Regions from separate parts of the Homo sapiens genome. Here region 1 is linked to region 2. A link is a contact called in ENCODE Hi-C data. All regions are on one chromosome and are shown on one strand. The core of a region is the stretch at or near the end of the contact, and the rest is flanking DNA. Distances in the headings are between cores, read along the strand shown. Region 1 overlaps SPRY4-AS1 (SPRY4 antisense RNA 1). Region 2 holds the start of MALINC1 (mitosis associated long intergenic non-coding RNA 1).

Region 1 (5,568 bases), core at 1,751-4,250, 2.2 Mb after region 2:
TTCCTGGGGAACCTGTCCCAGCTCATGCTTATACTCTCCCTGGGTCCTCCCTCAGGGAACTGCACAAATGGGAAGGTGGTCAAAGGTGAAAAGGGCATGGGGTGGGCCCTAGAAGGGAGAGTGAGGAGGGTGGGGGAGTGTATCCTATCCTGGTTATTACTGGGGTACACAGGGAGTTCCTTTTCCTCCTCACCTTGCCAAATGTTTCCTCTGTCTGGCCAAGGCATACCTTTAACAATTTATGGGAATCATCTCTGAAAACGACCGAGAGGATTAGCACCAAGAAACATAAAAGTCTGTTTTCTTTGAGTTACAATCTCTCTTTTAAGACCTGAACTCTGGGCATCTAGGCCAGTCCGCTGCCTCTGTCCAAGATGTATGAGCAACCTGGGCTTATAGCACCCCATGCTCTTCTCTGGGTAGCTACTCTGCCTTATTAACAACCCCATTAGGTAGAAATTTGTTCCTTGCCACTGGAATGGCATTTCAGCTTACAGGATACAGACAAGACCACTTAATACCTGTGTGCCCTTGACCATATTTTGTGTCATCCCTGTACCCAGTTTCCTCATCTGTAAATAGGAATAATAATAATATCTAAGTTGGTAAGGTTTTTCTTTGTAACTTAAATTAGATAAAATACATATGTAGCTTACTTAGGGTATTATATAGCAGCTGCTAAGCACTCAATGAACGTGGATGATTATGCCCTGAATTGAAATAGCTCTTCCTGCACTTTATTTTTATTTATTTTTTTGAGACAGAGTCTCCCTCTGTCGCCCAGGCTGGAGTGCAGGGGCACGATCTCGGCTCACTGCAACCTCCGCCTCCCAGGTTCAAACAATTCTCCTGCCTCAGCCTCCCAAGTAGGTGAGATTACAGGCGCCTGCCACCATGCCTGGCTAAACTTTTTTTTGTATTTTTAGTAGATACAGGGTTTCACCATGTTGGCCAGGCTGGTTGGCCAGGCTGGTTTCAAACTCCTGACCTCAGGTGATCTGCCCATCTTGGCCTCCCAAAGTGCTAGGATTACAGGTGTGAGCCAGCGCGCCTGGCCTTCTTACTGCACTTTATTTTATTTTATTTTATTTTATTTTGAGATGGAGTCTTGCTCTGTCACCAGGCTGGAGTGCAGTGGCGCGATCTCGGCTCACTGCAACCTCTGCCTCCTGGGTTCAAGGGATTCCACTGCCTCAGCCTCCCAAGTAGCTGGGACTACAGGCGGTGCCACCACGCCCGGCTAATTTTTTGTATTTTAGTAGAGACGGAGTTTCGCCATGTTGGCCAGGAGATGGTCTCCATCTCCTGACCTCATGATCTGCCTGCCTCGGCCTCCCAAAGTGCTGGGATTAACAGGCGTGAGCCACTGCGCCCAGCCACCTTACTGCATTTTAAACCCAAACTTTAAATATCATCTAGGTCAGTGGCTCTTTTTTTTTTTTTTTTGAAACAGAGTTTTGCTCTTGTTGCCCAGGCTGCAACGCAATGGCGCCATCTCAGCTCACCGCAACCTCCACCTGCCGGGTTCAAGTGATTCTCCAGCCTCAGCCTCCTGAGCAGCTGGGATTACAGGTGCACGCCACCACGCCCGGCTAATTTTGTATTTTTAGTAGAGACGGGGTTTCTCCATGTTGGTCAGGCTGGTCTCAAACTCCTGACCTCAACTGATCCGCCCGCCTCGGCCTCCCAAAGTGCTGGGATTACAGGCGTGAGCCACCGCGCCCGGCCCTAAGTCAGTGGCTCTTAACCCTGGTTGTACACTAAACTCACTTTTGAAGTCTTACAGAAATGCCAGTGCCTAGGCCCCATTACCAAAGATCCTCATTCCCTTTGTCTGAGGTGGGGTCAGGGGTGTCAGTGTTTTTGAAAGCCTCCCTGGGAATTCTCATTTGCACCTAGGTTGAGAAGTACTGTATCTAGTTCAGTGTCTCATTTTCCTTATAGGAAGCTGTGAGGCCGAGAGATGAAAGGAAAGGCTCAGGCGATATAGCAAGAGCAGAAGGACCCAAGCCCCTTATCAAGGCTTGTATTCAAGGGGAAAATGCAGCCCTGGGGCTGCCCTTCACTCGGTCTTTGGGATGAGACTTCTGAGCTCTTTCCTGATAATAATGTTTGGACCTTTCCAACCCAGTTCTTCCTAGCACCCTTGCCTTTTCATCCTTGGATGCCTCAGGTCAGACCCCTCAGAGAGGTGTCCCTACAGAAAGCCGCTGTTCTAGAATGTGACCCATTAAAAAACTCATAGCACTTGTAGATGTGAAATAATCCTGTTCATTCATTTTTGAGAATCTAAGCCCCCTGTGGGCAGGAACCGTATCTGTGTTGTTCCTGCGGTGCGGGGGCTTAGAGTAGTGACCAGCACTTAGTAAAACATACTCATTAAATGACTGAATGAACGAAATCCCAGGAGGCCAGTTGAGTAGTTTTTTTTTTTTTTTTTTTTTTTCCTGGTCCCGACCATCTGATTCTCATTACTTCTACAGCTCGGGAAGTCTCTGCTTTGGCATTTTATAAACCTCCTGTGCGTACGTCGACATTTTAACCATAAATCCAGAGTTTTGGGACTGCAAAACTCGAGGCCAGGGGATTGGGGGAGGGGGATAACTACCCGGAGGTCCGAAGCCCGGCGGAGCTGCCCTGGGGTTGGGGGGAGGGACGGGAACCCTCGGGAGGACGCCCCTCCGCCCCCTGCCCACCCCCTCGGCGGGACATGGCCCCGGGCCGGGACGTCCTTCAGATTGGTGCGCCGCCGCCGCGGCCGTCTCCTCCCGTCGGGCGGGGTGGGGGGTGGTGAGGGACGCGATCCAGGTCGTGGCCTGGCGGCGGCTCCGGCCACAGCCCCCGCATTCCGGCCGCGCGCCCCCGGAGGTGACGCCTTGAGGAAGCTGTATTTTTTTGGGGGGGAGCCGCAGGGAACCGTTGGGAGAGGGGCCCTGTGTGTGTCCCTTTAAGAGCCGGAGCGCTGCCTCCGCCTCGCAGGCGCCCGGAGCCTCACAAAAGAACAGGATGTTGTTGATTTGTCACCAAACCACAGAGAGGAAATGATTGTAAATTTCCTTTAAACATCCCCACCGCGCTCCGGCCGCCCCCGCTTCCGCCTCCTCCGCCCCCGCCCGGTTCGGCACAGCGGGGCCTCAGCGCTCCCGCGGGGCGCCTGCTCCCCGGCCGGGCCACGGGCCGAGCGGCTCCTGGGCGCCTGCGGGAGGAGCCCCCGGCCCGGCCGCTGCCCCAGCTCGCGTTCCAGTTGCTTTTTCTACAGTTGCAGCGGAGGAAGGTCCTGGGCTTTTGTGTGAGCCCGCGCGCCGCCCTTCTCTCCGGGAGCGAATGGGAACCGCGCGCGGGGAGCTCCGTGCTGTGTCTAGGGAGCGCCTTAGCGCGCCATCCCCGTTTAGCCTCGCAGCTTCCCTGTAGAGGCAACAACCGTTATCTCCTTCGTTAGGGTCTGGAGGGAAACTGAGGCCCAGGTTAGTTACGTGAGCCGAAAGTCACCAGCTCTTGGAACGCTTTGGGGGCTCTTGGAACACACCATGCAGGTTTAGGTCACCCCAGACCTTATATTTGTGAATCAGTGAGCGACCGGAACATTCTAGAATCCCCAAGTCATCAAAAGTGGCAATTTACATTGCGAAGTCCAAAGCAATGATTGCCAAGTCCAAGTTTTTTCGTGGGGGAACGTCCCTCACCACTTCCAGCCGGGCATCCACTTTTCAGAAGCTGTTTGGGTCTCAGTTTCTACTTTCACTCCATTTGCTTGTAAGATTTCAGGAAGCCTCTGGTGGAGTAAGTGTTTGCTCCCAACCTGTGGCCCATGTTGGAGTGGTGTGGTCTGTGGTCTAGGAAAGGGCTGCCTTTGCTGTACAGAGTGTTCTTTTGGAGCAAGTAATGCTTATTCCGGCATAGGCTGCACTGGGCTTCTTGAACTAAAAGCAGCAGCTAATGTCCTAGACACCGCTGAACAGAATTCTCTCATTTCATCCTTTGACCAGCCCCAGGAGGTAGAGGTTGCTTTTCTCTTTAAACAGTTGAGGAAGCAGGTTCAGAGAGGCTGAGGAACCGGACCAGCTTGCACATTGTAAGTGGAAGACAAAAGACTCATTTAGTTACCACATTCTGATTACTGGTGATGTCTCTCTTTAATACTTTGTCTTATTACTCGCTTGCGGAGACAGGTGGTGAAGAGAATACAGGATATTTTTGTTGGGTCTTGTTACCTCAACTTCCAGGGAGCTCTGGGCCGGACTCCACTTTCTGGGAATAGAGTTAGGTGGCCAGTGCTCTCAGACTGGAATCTTCCCTTTGCCAGCCTTATGAGAGGTCCTGAGTGGCTTGGGGACTGAGGTGGAGTTCTTTTCACTCTACTTGAATAGGAAAATGGGCTCCTTTAAACGATTACCTGGAGTTGGATTTCTAAGGCTGAATAGCCCCAGTCCAATGCAAGCCCTTCTATTCAGATTTCTCAGCTCTAGGGGGCAATGGTAAGAGCTGGTGAGATGTATGGAGGGTTGACTTTGAATATTAAACGTGCGGTTCCTAACAGCTAATGTTTTCGTGTGCCTGCTATGTGCCATGCACTGTGCCAGGTGCTGTGCACGTGTTTTCTCATTTGATCCTAAGCCACGAAAAGTTGGTACCCAGAGAGGTCGTGCACCTAGAAATGATGGAGCAGGGGTTGGCATTTTTCTCCACAGAATCCCCTGTGTCTGTGCAAGAGGTCATCCAGGCACCCCAGAAATGAGACCACAGTTGCTTGCCTTCAATCATTTAGAAAGCCAAGAGGGTCCTTGGTGCGGGTGGATTTTGAGAGAGAAAGACAGTGGCCTTTGGCTCCTTTGTGCTGCAGCTGTCTGCAGTTCCTCAACTCTGAGGACATTTGTTGATGGATTTCCAGAGCGGACTTCTGTGTCTCCACCTGTCCTTTTTGCTTTTATAGAATGCCAGTCACTGGGACATCCACATCCTGACACTTGGGAGGGTGAACCATCTCCTTGTTTCCATTCCTCAGATGAGGAGCACAGGGCACCAACCTGCTAAGTTGTTGTGGGCACTGAATGGGCTGACTTGAGGCAGAGCAAAGCCACTGAAGTCAGGGTCCCTAGTCCCCGCCACTCAGTTCTGGGGAAGCTGGAACCATAGGGCAGGTCATCTGATGCCACCTGGTCTGAGTTTCCTGGCCTGTGAAGAACTTTGGTCTAGGTGGTCTATGAGGGCCCTTCCAACCATTATAGAAAAAATAGCTTCTATTTACTGGTCCCGTTAATAATATTTATTAAACATCCATTACATGCCAGGCACTACTGTTACAGGCGTTGGAAATACAGTGGTCAACACAAGTTCTGCCTTCTTGGAATTTAGGTGAAGATGCCCGAATAAAATAATTTTATATATATGTAAGTGTATGTATATGTGTATATGTCTATACATATATATGTGTACAGTCGTAGGCTGCATAATGATGGTTCAGTTAATGATGGACTGCAGATAACGGCGGTGGTCCATAAGATTATAATAGAGCTGAGAAATTTCTGTTGCCTAGTGAGATCATAGCTATCCTAATGTCTTAGCTTAGTG
Region 2 (5,718 bases), core at 3,066-5,565:
TCTTTTTGATAAAAGCCATTTTAACTGGGATGAGATGGTATCTCATTGTGCTTACATTTACATTTTATAATTAATTTTGAGTATTTAAGTAGACAAGAAAAAGTATGCTCAAAATATAAAAATGATTACTATAACACAAAATATTAAAGAAATAACTGACTTTATATTTTTCACTTGGAGTATTGTCTTGATTTCTTCCCCTGACACATTTTAATCACCACAGAAAGAAATCCCACCGATCTTCTTCATCTAATTGCAAAGTGCTACTGCATTAGGTTATAAAAATGGCCTGGATTAGCTTCAGAAGGCACTGGTGTCTGGTTGTATGTAAGCAAGCAGAGGAGTTTTAGAGCTACCACAAAATATGCAACAAAGTTCAATAGTGCTATCCAGTTCAGATAGATCCACTCTTTGGAAAAGCCCAGCTTTCTTCTCCATCTCTAAGTTCATCCACATGTTAGTTCTGACATCTGAATTACGTTTAAAAACAAGGAAAGAAAATAAAGGTGCAAATAAGAATTTAGGTCACACTCTTTGTAAAAGTATCAAGAATAACTACCATTTTCAAATTGTCATACTTGTAGCCTACAAATTTACATTTTGCTGATTATGGTAAATGTAAGACAACAGTATCATTTCAACATCTGTTACTTTTACTTTGGTATTTTATTCTTGCCATTACTCTTAAATGATAAAGAAAAATATGCTTCAATAGTACTTAATCAATGACTTTCAAACTGTTATCCCACATTCTATAAGGATTTTCTGTAAGAATTACTTGAAAAAAATAATGGAAATTGAGATTGTATACATTTTCTATTGGAAGAGGAACCCTTGGAATAAAACAAATTAGCACACACATCTGGCTCAGGTGCTGTTAACCAATGATTCCAGAATGGGAGGAGATGGGTTAAAAAGATGAAGCCAGACAACTGATACTAAAAAAGATCAGAGACTCATAGTTACATAAAATTTGACAAATGAGATCAAGTTTAAATAATTACTGGTCCCTTTGCTCTCAAGTTATTGTTTAGTGAGTTTCATCTGGATAAACACATTTTGGTGGTGGTGTAGTTAGGAGGATGAGGAATGATTTTCCCCAGCTTTATACCCTCAACAGAGAGGGTTCTGCTTACCTGCTTATGAAAACCAATTCGATACCATGTTAGCCTTTAAGGAGTAAACTAAAGGATTCACTTTAATAACTCCAGTATCAACAAAGAAAAAGCTGTCCTTGCTTAAACCAAAAATTCAAGATTGCTACTATATAGTATGTTTCAGTGCACATATCAAGTCTACAAGTCTCACACTTCTGACCCTTGTCTTCAAGTCCCTAAACTGGAATAAAACTAGATAAATGCCTGAGGAACCACTTCACACCCTAAACACGTGCAAACTTTGTTCAACAGAACATTTTACTGCCAAAATGGAGTTGGCAGAAGTTTGGAGCAAAGGCCCCCAGGCTGCATGATTTGTTGGCACCAGACAGCTTAAAAATCTTAACATAATACTGCAGAGTTTGAGTACTACCAATTTGCTTGAGACTCCTCCTCCAAGTTTGACTTGAGATAGATGGAAGACGCCATAAAGAAAGACTATTAACACTTCATCCTCTATCCAGAAATGCTTTTATTTCTCACTCCTGATTGTCATACCTCTATATTCCTTGGTGGTTGTATTTACACGGTAAATCAAATGGAGTCTATTTTGAAATGCATATAAATTCAATTGTATTGTGTTGCTTGGATAAAGGGACACAGGGAGAACTACTATAAATACATAAAATTAATTATGACAAAGTTCTACTTAGAAAACACTTGATCCAAATAACCCCCATATATCACAATTTTTTACCCTAAAAATGTGGGAGAAATTAAGATACAGAATTACCTGTAAATTGCTACCATTTTACATTTGGTTCAGCTTGTCTTCTCACTTCTGTAAGTCTGAATGACGGTAGTTTATCTTGTATGTGAACAATTTAGGAAAGCCAGGAAAGAAGCCAAGTAGAGTTCTCTTCAACAAGGGTCAACAATAAAGTCTTGGAAATCTTCATAAGCTTGATGCTGTTAATTAGGAAAAACTGCATCGGAATTTTTAAATTACAGTTGAGTACAAGCAACTATATAACTAGCAACTTCGAACCTGTAAATGCTTGATAAATATGCAGTACTGAGAAAGGATGGTTTGCTTTGGAAGGTTATCTTGTCCTATGTTTCAATAAAAGACAAGGTTTAAAGAGATGCTACTTGCTCCTCATACACCTAAAAAACTTTTTTCTTGAAACTTTCTAATGTTTTCCCTCCGTAGCTCCATGTATTTTATTAATGTGTCTGATAGCCTTTGTTTTTCCTCCTCTAGAACCTCCAAGTTTTCTAATTCTCAGCTATGATTTTAGATCATTAAATCACCAGTTTCTAATCTCCACAATACAGTTGGAAACATTTAGGACAGAATATCCTTTAGGATATTAAGATGCAGAAGACTGTACTTCGAAGGATATTTATATAGTAGTGCTGCCACCTAAAGATGAGGTGAATATAAAGAAGCAATTCAAAGGAAATGACCCATCACCCTTAAGCCAGTCTCATTTTCTCACCTCCAGCTAGGAATTAATAAGCGTGTTGCTGTTGTTGTTGTCATTAACAGGGAAGTTGAACTGTTTCGCAATCACTTATTTCTGAGCTTTAATCCTCTGTGCCAGATAATTTCAGACTCAAACCTTTTCTAGTCCTCTGCGATTCTTCTCAGCCATCAGGCACTGCCTACAATACGTAAGAGGCAGCAAAAGATACTTGGAAAAAAACAATTGAGAGATTTCTGGTTTAGTGAATAAAGCAGGCAATAATAGACCTTAGAGTTTTCCCTTTATCAGTGATAGACTCCTCACAATGCTGAACAACTGACTTACATTTTGATAACTAAATTTTCATCTGTAAAATGGGAGTAATTATACCTTAGTCCTACTTGCCTCGCAGGCTCAACTAGATATGCTTCTGGGAAAGATTCTCTAACAAGTGAGTTTAAAAGTCTACCACTGCCTAACAAAGAGGGATTTTGTGGTATATTTGCAAAGTAACTTCAAAACAAAATAGTTAAATAGGTTGAGGCAATGATTAAGTTTTCCTAAATCACAGTTTGACTTCTCGGAGGTCTATTTAAATAATGATAAAGATGATAAATGCAGTTTTTATTTTGCTGCAGTTATTAGCTGATCCACGTTCCATCTACGTATTCAGTGTTGCAGGATGGAGACGTGACAGCGTAGAAAGCGAGCAAAAGCGTTACCGTGCACCAAAAATCTTGTCAAACTTGATACGATTTCAAGAAGACTGTCTTAAAGGACATTTTATAATTTCACATTTAGCCCTTGCATAGCATTTTATGAAAATTAACTTTTACCCTTTCCCCCTCGGCCCAAGGAAGTCGCATTCCCTCAAAGGGGCCCGGCTTCAACATATTACACTGCGTGGGAGGCTGGGCAGCAACCCCACGCTTCCTGTCAAGGATTCCTGGGGCCAGAGCCTGAAAAGTGCTCTAGCCACTCTTCTCTATGCTAATTCTGTCCTTCCGACCCCTCTTGGCGGGTGTCTGAGGGCCAAGGTGAGACTTTCCCCGGAGATGAAAGGCCTATTGCCTCTTCAGAGACCCGGGCGGAGTTGGGGCGGGGGTGCCGCGTGATAGGGTGGTAGCAGAAGTCGCAACGACGCACAGGGCCCTAAGTTGGAGCTGGCGCAGGCCCTTCAGGGTTCTATCCCCGCCAGAGCCTGGCTTCGGCCTTCAGAAGCCAAACGAGTAATAGGTCCTTCTGGGGCGCTGTGGGCGGTGGGTGGAGGAAGTGTGGGCGGAGAGGCCACAGACATCCCCCTCCTCAGACGCGCCCCAAGGCCTGGCCCGCGGAATGTTGACGCGCCAGGAGCCGATAGGGCGCGCTCACGCGCGAGAAGGGGGCGGAAAGAGCGCGCTCGGCGGCCGCCGCGGCGGCAGCTAAAACGGAGGGACGCGAGAGCGAAGGGCGCGAGCCACGGAGTTGGGAGGAGGGGTGGGGAACGCGGAGCGCGCGCTGACGTCGCCTGGAGTCACGCACGGAGCGCCGGGTTACGCGCCGACGTCTGGCTGCCACGACTTGCCGTCTGCGGCGGCGGCGGCGGCGGCGAGCGGATCCCGCAGGGGAAGGAGGAGGAGGAGGGAGAGCCAAGGGGGCTGTGAGTGAGCGGGAGAAGCAGGGTGTGAGCCGGACTTGCCCATGGGAGGGAGAGCGAGCGAGAGCCGAGCCAGCCATCCGAGCCGCCTCCTCCTCCTCCCCTCGGCGTCCCGCCCCCGCCCGCCAGCCCGCCCTCCTTCCTCCTCAGCCCGCAGAGCCTAAGTGAGGCGCAGCTCGGCTAGCGCCGCTGTCCAGGACAGGTGTGCGCGCGCGCGCCCTCCTCCCCTCCCCCCTTCCTCGCGCCTGTCTCGCGCGCGCCCTCCCTCCCGCCAGCCTGCGCCCTCCCTCACCTGCGGCAGGACAGCGCCCGCCCGCCCGGGTAAGCCCCTCGCGACCTTCCCTGCTGCCACTGCCACAGCTCCAGGTGACGCTCGCCCCGTCCCCTTTACTTGCTCTCTCAGCCCAGGAATAATTATAGTACCATTGCAGACATCCCCGCACCCTCCCTCTTGGAGACCCAGGCGGTGCAGCAACGTTCTCTCCCACCCCCCGCAGCGAGAAACGAATGAACCCCCTCCTACTTTCAAAAGAGAACAAAATAACACGCCCCTTAAGAAAAGAGGCGATCCTACCTCCGCAGGCGCTGGAGACCACCAGTGATGCGTTTGCTTAGCAATCCCTGAGCCCCATTTCCCCTGGCCGCCTTCGCCCTGGGGCCTGGGACTGTGCGCTAGACGTGGCTGACACTCCCTGCACGGCAACCCTGGAAGGAGGGAGAGGAAGGAGAGTTCTATAACCCAGGCTTCACTGCCAACCCCTCCTCTGTTCGGTTCCCCCCACCCCACTACCACCAAATGCATACACCCGCCCAGGATGCGTTGTAAAAACAAAACAAAACCAGGAAAAAAAAAAAAAAAACCTTTGGTGCTGACATCGCAGATGAAGCCGGGCCCAAAGATGGGTGGCCCGAACAAGGCATTTTTACTGCCCCACAGCGCTGGGTCAGCTCCACAGCTCCTCTGCCTTTGTCCGAGGGCAAAAGGAACGGATGTGAAGCTGAGGGGTCTTCTCTGTGAGCGGCGGTGGGCCCCGGAGGCGGGCTGTGATGTTTGTAGGGGAAGGCACCCAACCAATATATCTGCCATAAACCTGAACTTGGGTTGGAGAGCCCCCAGAGACTGGCTGGGGTAACTGGTTCGTAGCTGTCTACCCCGGAATAAATGCCACCTTCTTTTCCGCGGTGTCTGCGGGACCCTCTGTTGGGGGTTCTAATTCGTTTTGGCCTGGGCTCCTTACATTTCTGTCCGGCCAGGCGCTTTTGGACAGCTTTTCGCAGCGGTGTCTAAGCTTGTGTTCGGTGTCCTTGGAAGGGAGGTCCCAGAGCTTTACAATAGGCTGGATTTGGTTTGACATCTTTTGGTGGACTGTCAAAGGGGAAAGGAAATTTTTGGATTACTTCAAGATCCCCCACCGCCCCCGCCCAACTGACGTTTGCGAATTGCGGCTTTGGAAATTGGAGTGTTGACTAGAGTGTGGAGAGAGAGTTGCTGATTTCATTGCTTTGAGTACTAGTA

What was found. Hi-C counts contacts between places; a loop is a spot of excess contacts on that map. Pooled maps may share reads with other maps.
Region 1: a loop to region 2 is called in a map of B cell, with 19 times the contacts of the local background. The contact joins the enhancer-like site here to the promoter of MALINC1 in region 2. A Hi-C loop is called at or near these places in 2 of 168 maps with a recorded cell type or tissue (B cell and naive thymus-derived CD4-positive, alpha-beta T cell) and 6 of 50 pooled maps.

The regions. Positions count from the first base shown.
Region 1 is chr5:142,354,076-142,359,643 of GRCh38, forward strand. The region is part of intron 3 of SPRY4-AS1 (SPRY4 antisense RNA 1); the gene reads left to right. Among named protein-coding and RNA genes, the nearest start is that of SPRY4-AS1, 32 kb to the left of the region's middle. RefSeq lists enhancers at 985-1,786, 1,787-2,588 and a silencer at 2,626-3,275. Within about 2 kb of position 3,001, at least 34 of the 41 ENCODE cell types and tissues checked have a DNase peak (open chromatin) inside an H3K27ac peak, as active enhancers do.
Region 2 is chr5:140,103,697-140,109,414 of GRCh38, forward strand. MALINC1 (mitosis associated long intergenic non-coding RNA 1) reads right to left here and starts at 4,316. Exons shown (of 4, transcript NR_102741.1): 1 at 3,713-4,316; 2 at 2,600-2,794; 3 at 1,891-2,066; 4 at 1-470. It overlaps LOC124900193, which reads right to left and starts at 5,573. Exons shown (of 4, transcript XM_047417990.1): 1 at 4,088-5,573; 2 at 2,600-2,765; 3 at 1,891-2,083; 4 at 1-470. The coding sequence starts at 5,289. The coding sequence ends at 4,363. RefSeq lists enhancers at 3,416-3,515, 4,626-5,127 and silencers at 4,046-4,115, 4,146-4,205, 4,216-4,475.